Regions from separate parts of the Homo sapiens genome. Here region 1 is linked to region 2. The links are chromatin loops, found by intact Hi-C in ENCODE. Cell type or tissue: CD4-positive, alpha-beta T cell. All regions are shown on one strand. Each heading gives the region's core, and the rest is flanking DNA. Links, peaks and the distances in the headings are about the cores only. Region 1 has its middle 31 kb from the start of ASPHD2. Region 2 overlaps MIAT (myocardial infarction associated transcript).

The links. A loop is a pair of places that touch in the nucleus more often than their neighbours do. Peaks named below come from ENCODE experiments on the same cell type or tissue, not always from the same donor. Only the 100,000 strongest peaks of a DNase experiment are listed, where the experiment ranks them.
Region 1: a loop joins it to region 2, with 17 times the contacts of the local background. A loop is called at or near these places in 20 of 110 quality-filtered maps.

What each region holds. Positions count from the first base shown.
Region 1 is chr22:26,397,188-26,400,104 of GRCh38, forward strand. No RefSeq gene overlaps it. Among named protein-coding and RNA genes, the nearest start is that of ASPHD2, 31 kb to the right of the region's middle. In CD4-positive, alpha-beta T cell, for the core only: CTCF peaks have their summits at 1,658 (motif pointing right) and 1,864; a DNase peak (open chromatin) is centred at 1,654.
Region 2 is chr22:26,663,932-26,666,848 of GRCh38, forward strand. MIAT (myocardial infarction associated transcript) reads left to right here. Exons shown (of 5, transcript NR_033320.3): 3 at 1,600-2,917. Among named protein-coding and RNA genes, the nearest start is that of MIATNB, 7.5 kb to the right of the region's middle. RefSeq lists an enhancer at 1,202-1,702. In CD4-positive, alpha-beta T cell, for the core only: CTCF peaks have their summits at 1,706 (motif pointing left) and 1,911; a DNase peak (open chromatin) is centred at 1,700; H3K27ac peaks cover 980 bases.

The DNA.
Region 1 (2,917 bases), core at 250-2,749, 270 kb before region 2:
AAAAGGTGGGAGGGGCAAAGGGAGGAAGGGTTGTGGTGGCTATAGCCTTAGAAGATGTATTTCTTAAACAAGACTTAAAAGTTAAAATTACTCCTTCATCCATGGGCTGTAGAATGGATTTTATGTTAGTAGGCATGAAAACAACAGTAATCTTCTGTACATCTCCATCAAAGCCCATGGCTGACCAGGTGCATTGTCAATGAGTAATAATATTTTGAACAGAATCTTTTTCTGAGCAGTAGGTCTCAAGAGTGGGTTTAAAATATGTAGTAAACTATGCCATAGACAGATGTGCTGTTATATATGCACAGGCAGAGTAGTAGATTGCATAATTCTTAAGGGCCCTGGGATTTTTGAAACAGTAAATGAGCACTGGCCTCAACTTAGAGTCACCAGCTGCATTAGCCCCTAACAAGAGAGTCAGCCTGTTCTTTGAAGCTTGAAAGCCAGGCATTGACTTCTCTCTAGCTATGAAAGTCCTAGATGGCATCTTCTTCCAATAGAAGGCTGTTTCATCTATGCTGAAAATCCATTATTTAATGTAGCTACCTTCCTCAATGATCTTAACTGGATCTTCTGGATAGTTTGATGCAGTTTCTACATCAGCACTTGCCACTTCACCTTGCACTTCGATGTTATAGAGACAGCTTCTTTCCTTCAACCTCATGAACCAACCTCTGTTAGATTCAACCTTTTCTTCTGCAGCTTCCTCATCTCTCTCAGCCTTCACAGAATTGAAGAGAGATAGGGCCTTGCTCTTAATTAGGCTTTGGCTTAAGGAGATGTGGTGGCTGGTTTCATCTTCTATCCAGACCTTTAAACTTTCTCCATATCAACAATAAGCCTATTCTGCTTTCTTTTCATTTGTGTTTTCACTGGAGTGGCACTTTTTAATTTTCTTTAATAACTTTTCCTTTCCATTCACAACTTGGCTAAGTTGCAAAAGAGGCCTAGCAAAAGGCCAGTCTTGGCTTCCAATGTACCTACTTCACTAAGCTTAATCATTTCTACCTCTTGATTCAAAGTGAGAGATGGCAACTCTTCCTTTCACTTGAACACTTAGAGGCCATTGCAGGATTATTAATTGGCCTAACTTCAATATTGTTGTGTCTTAAGGAACAGAGAGGCCCAAAGATTGGAAGAGAGATGGTGAAACAGCCAGTCTGTGCAGCAATCAGAACACACACAGCATTTATGGAATAAGTTTGCCATCTTCTATGGGTGCAGTTCATGACACCCCAAAACAGTTACAGTAGTAACATCAAAGATCTCCCATCATAGATCACTGTAATAGACATAACAATAATTAAAAAGTTGAAATATTGTGAGAACTAACAAAACATGACACAGAGACATAAAGTAAGCACATGCTGTTGGGAAACTGGCATCAGTAGACTTGTTCCATGCAGGGTTGCTACAAAACTTCAATCTGTAAAAAAATCAGTCTCTGCAAAGTGCAATAAAGCAAAGCCCAATGAAACAAGGTATGCCTGCATCATTCTAAAACTATGTCACTAATACTATTGTTGGTGGCGCTACCACAGTGCCCAGCACAGAGTAGGCACTCAAATATTTGGTGAAGAAATGACTATCAGCCAATAGAGAAGCCCAAAGCCGGGCCGGTGTCACTGGCAAGCTGGGTCCCTTTAAACCACCAGATGGCATCCTCAGCATGGGATTCTCAAGGAAGGCCTTGAGCATCCTACAGAAACTGAATCACACTTCTGTTTCCTCACAATGGTTATTTTCTTTGGACAAAGATAACTGATGAAATGGATTCTTTCTGGTAAAACAAAATATGATTTGGAGAATTAGCAGGCTGCCCTTCATTCTTGGCAGTAAAAGAAACCAGCATCATTGTTACTCATTCTTGCCCAGGCTGCGTGTTACAGATAAAAAATGGGGTGGCTTTGGACCCAGGGCTCATACAATGCTGCCCCCAACCAGAGAACCACACAAAAGACTTTCAAAGATTCTAACTTGTACTGATGTTCTCTAGAAGGGACTGAGTGGGAAGTATATTACCAGGCACATCACACAGAAAAACTTCCATAAAATCCTCTGTACCCATTTCTGTCCCCAAGAGTCTCACATTCCTGGGAACCTACTTGAATCTCTCTCCTTCCCCAAACTCAGGAATTCTCCCACCCCCTACCCATCTGACTTTCTTCCACGTAGGGTTACCAAATGTACAAAATAAAAATGCAAGACACCCAATTAAATTTGAAAATTAAATAAATCTGTAGTATTAATAATACAGTTCTGACTGTGGGACACCTGACCATGGTCTGGCCAATCAGAGGTTCCATGATTAGTGGAGAGATGGTCACATGAGCCAAGCTGGGCCAATGGGAAAGTGCAATATTTGGGACATATTTATACTTAAAAAAAAAGTGTTGTTTATCTGAAATTCAAATTTAACTGGGATCCTGCATTTTCTCTAGCAACCATACCACCACACCCTTCTTATATAAAAATAATGCATAAGATGAACAAGTTCTGCAATGCTATGTTGTACACTTAAAAATCTGTTCGGGGCCAGGTGCAGTGGTTCACGCCAGTAATCCTAGCACTTTGGGAGGCCAAGGTCGGAGGATTGCTTGAGGTCAGGAGTTTGAGACCTGCCTGGGCAACATGGCAAGACCCTGTCTTCACAAAAAAATTAAAAACTTAGCTTAGTGTGATGGTGCATGCTTGTAGTCCTAGCTACTGGAAAGGCTGAGGCAGCAGGATCCCTTGAGCCCAGGAGTCTGAAGTTACAGTAAGCTATTATCACACCACTGCATTCCAGCCTGGGCGACAAAGCGAGACTCTGTCTAATAAAAAAAAAAAAAAAAATTAATCTGTTAAAAGTTGAGATCTCATGTTAAGTGTTCTTGCCACAACCAATTTTTTAAAAAGAAAGAAAAATAAAATA
Region 2 (2,917 bases), core at 331-2,830:
CTGCTTTCTCAGAAGTAGATTGGATTCTTTTTTTTTTTTAATGTTCCATATATATGGAAGCTTCTGTGTTCAGCTTTTTTTTTTTTTTTTTTTTTTTTGAGACAAGATCTCGCTCTGCTGTTTGGGCTGCAGTGCAGTGGAGCCATCTCGGCTCACTGCAACCTCCGCCTGCTGGGTTCAAGTGATTCTCCTGCCTCAGTCTCCCGAGTAGCTGGGATTACAGGTGTGCACCACCACACCCGGCTGATTTTTATATTTTTAGTAGAGATGGGGCTTTGCCGTGTTGGCCAGGCTGGTCTCGAACTCCTGACCTCGAGTGGTCGCCTCGGCCTCCCAAAGTGCTGGGACTATAGGTGTGAGCCACTGCGCCCAGCTGAGGCTCATACTTCCTGTTGCATGTCTCAGTAGTTCAATTCCTGTTCTATCCAATTTTATTGAGGCATAGTTTAAAAGTCATATAACTCACCCATTCAATGATTTTTAATAAATGTACCAAGTTGTACAACCTTCACCATAAATCAGTTTTGGAACAGTTCGGTTACCCCAGTAAGATCTCTCATACCCATTTACTGTTCATCCACATCCCATCCATAACCCCAGGAACCACAAATCTATTTCTCATCTCGGTAGATTTTCCTTTTCTGGATATTTTGTATAAATGAGATCATACAATATGTGTTCTGTTGAGCCTAGCTTCTTTCCCTCAGCATGATGTTTGTAAGGTTCATCCATGTTGTAGTATGTACTAATAGTTTGTTCCTTTTTATTGATGAGTAGATTCCCTTATGTGGATAAGCCAGACTTTGCTTTTCCATTCATCAAGATAGGGGATTTTAATTTGATCAGTGCTGCCTAACTGTGGTATATACATATAATGCTACAGGATAAATATGGCTTATATTTCTGGAACATAAATATCACACACAGATTTACTTAAAGTTTAAATCATTGAGTGGTGAAAATAATTTTTGGAACATGTACTGTGTGCCAGGCACTGGCTAAGCTTTGAAAATCATTAACTTTGGACAGGTGTGGTGGCTCATGCCTGTAATCCCAGCACTTTGGAAGGCTGAGGCCAGCGGACTGCCTGAGGTTAGGAGTTCAAGACCAGTCTGGCCAACATGGTGAAACCCCGTCTCTACTACTAAAAAAAAAATAAGTTAGCCGGGCGTGGTGGCACACATCTGTAATCTCAGCTACTTAGGAGGCTTAGGCAGGGGAATCACTTGAACCCAGGAGGCAGAGGTTGCAGTGAGCCGAGATCATGCCACTGCACTCCAGCCTGGGTGACAGAGTGAGATCCTGTCTCCAGAAAAAAAGAAAGAAAGAAAGAAAGAAAGAAAGAAAGAAAGAAAGAAAAACAATTAACTTTGAGTCACACATTGAGTACGTAGGAGTGAGAGAGCCACAGTTTCCTCCAGGTTTCTCTAGCCCCAAAGCCCATACCTTCCTTTGTACCCTCTAAGACGGTGTCAGCTAAAGGTCCCTTGAAACCTCCATCACCTTATTAATATCATGACTCTAGGTCCACAGAACGAGGGGAAAGGGTCACTGTGGATCAAGCCAGGCTCCTCTGAGCAGTCCAGGGTCTATTTACAGAGAGCAGCAAGTTCCTGGGACAGAGGAGACAGAAGGGAATTTCCAGGTTCTTCAGGACGTTCACAACCACACTGAGAAGCATCTTTGCAGATAAGTATTTAAACTTACCAGCCCATAGCCTACCAGCCTGCCCTCTTCTGGTCTGTGCAGGAAAGTGTAGTATCCTAGAATGCCAAAGTGGGAGGGGAAATGGGTGATGTAGCTCATTCTCTTTTCTACCTCTATGGAAGAAAGAAAGAGCCTGTCCCCATTTTGTGGGGTCCCAGAAAGGGTGATTTTCACACTTCACATTTGGCGTTAGGGCTAGTATTTCACAAACATTACCGTCTGGAACTTTTGAAGGCTGAGTTAAATGACTTCATCTTGTGTACTTGTAGAACTGCTATTAGAAGGAGGCTGGGGACTCCCTGATGATGTGAACCAGCCCTTCTCTTCTCAGTTTCAGCACTTTGTGATCATATTTATAAACCTTGGACAGGGCTCCTTGGCCTTAGAGTTAAGTGAAGAGTTAACACTGTGACTTTAGATGCATTTTTCTCAGTGTAAGTGTCTGAGCTCATCTCCAGTTCTGGACTCGTGCCCCCACTCCCGGGTGCTGACAGCAAGCTCTGAAGATATGCTGAGAGAGCTCCCTGACTCTCCTGACTCAGGTCTGCCAGTTGATGAAGACAGCACAGTTGTTACCAAAAACAAAACCTGGCAGATGGTCCTAGGTCAGGATTAGTGGTCATTCTCTGGTCTTCTCCAGACTGGTGACACAGGGTGGTCTTAAAAGAGTCCTAGTCCAGCCTCTGGCTCCCCGAATTTCCTCTGGTGCATGGGGCATCAGGAAAGGGCAGGGGAGAAGGAGGGGGAGCAGAAAAATAACTGAGGCTGGGCAGAAGGGTCCCTTCCATTTCCCATCCATTGCTTCAAACAATGGGTGATTACCGTGCACCTTGAGTGAATGTCAAGGCAGGAAGGGTTCCAGGGCCACCCAGTGTGGCAGGAGCAGAGCTGGGATCAGAATTCTGGATTCCTGACTCTCCGTTCAGCTGCTATTCAGCTATCACCAAGCTGCTGAGTTTGTCCTACTTTCTCCTGGGTCACATTCTGCTGTTGTTGGGAAACAGGGAGTGAGTGAAGGGAACCTGGGAACCCTTCTCCCCTCACCTTTTAAGGATGTTCTGGGGTGGAATAAAGAGAGGTGGAGGGTGGGGTGCCTGGGCCCAGCCTCCCTGGCTCCTGGTCCTTCTTTCTTCAGCAGGGAGTTCTGGCAAGGCCTGGGCCTGGGGAGGGGGCCTGGGTGCAGTTTTCTCCTGCGGTGTGGTTGGCTCTT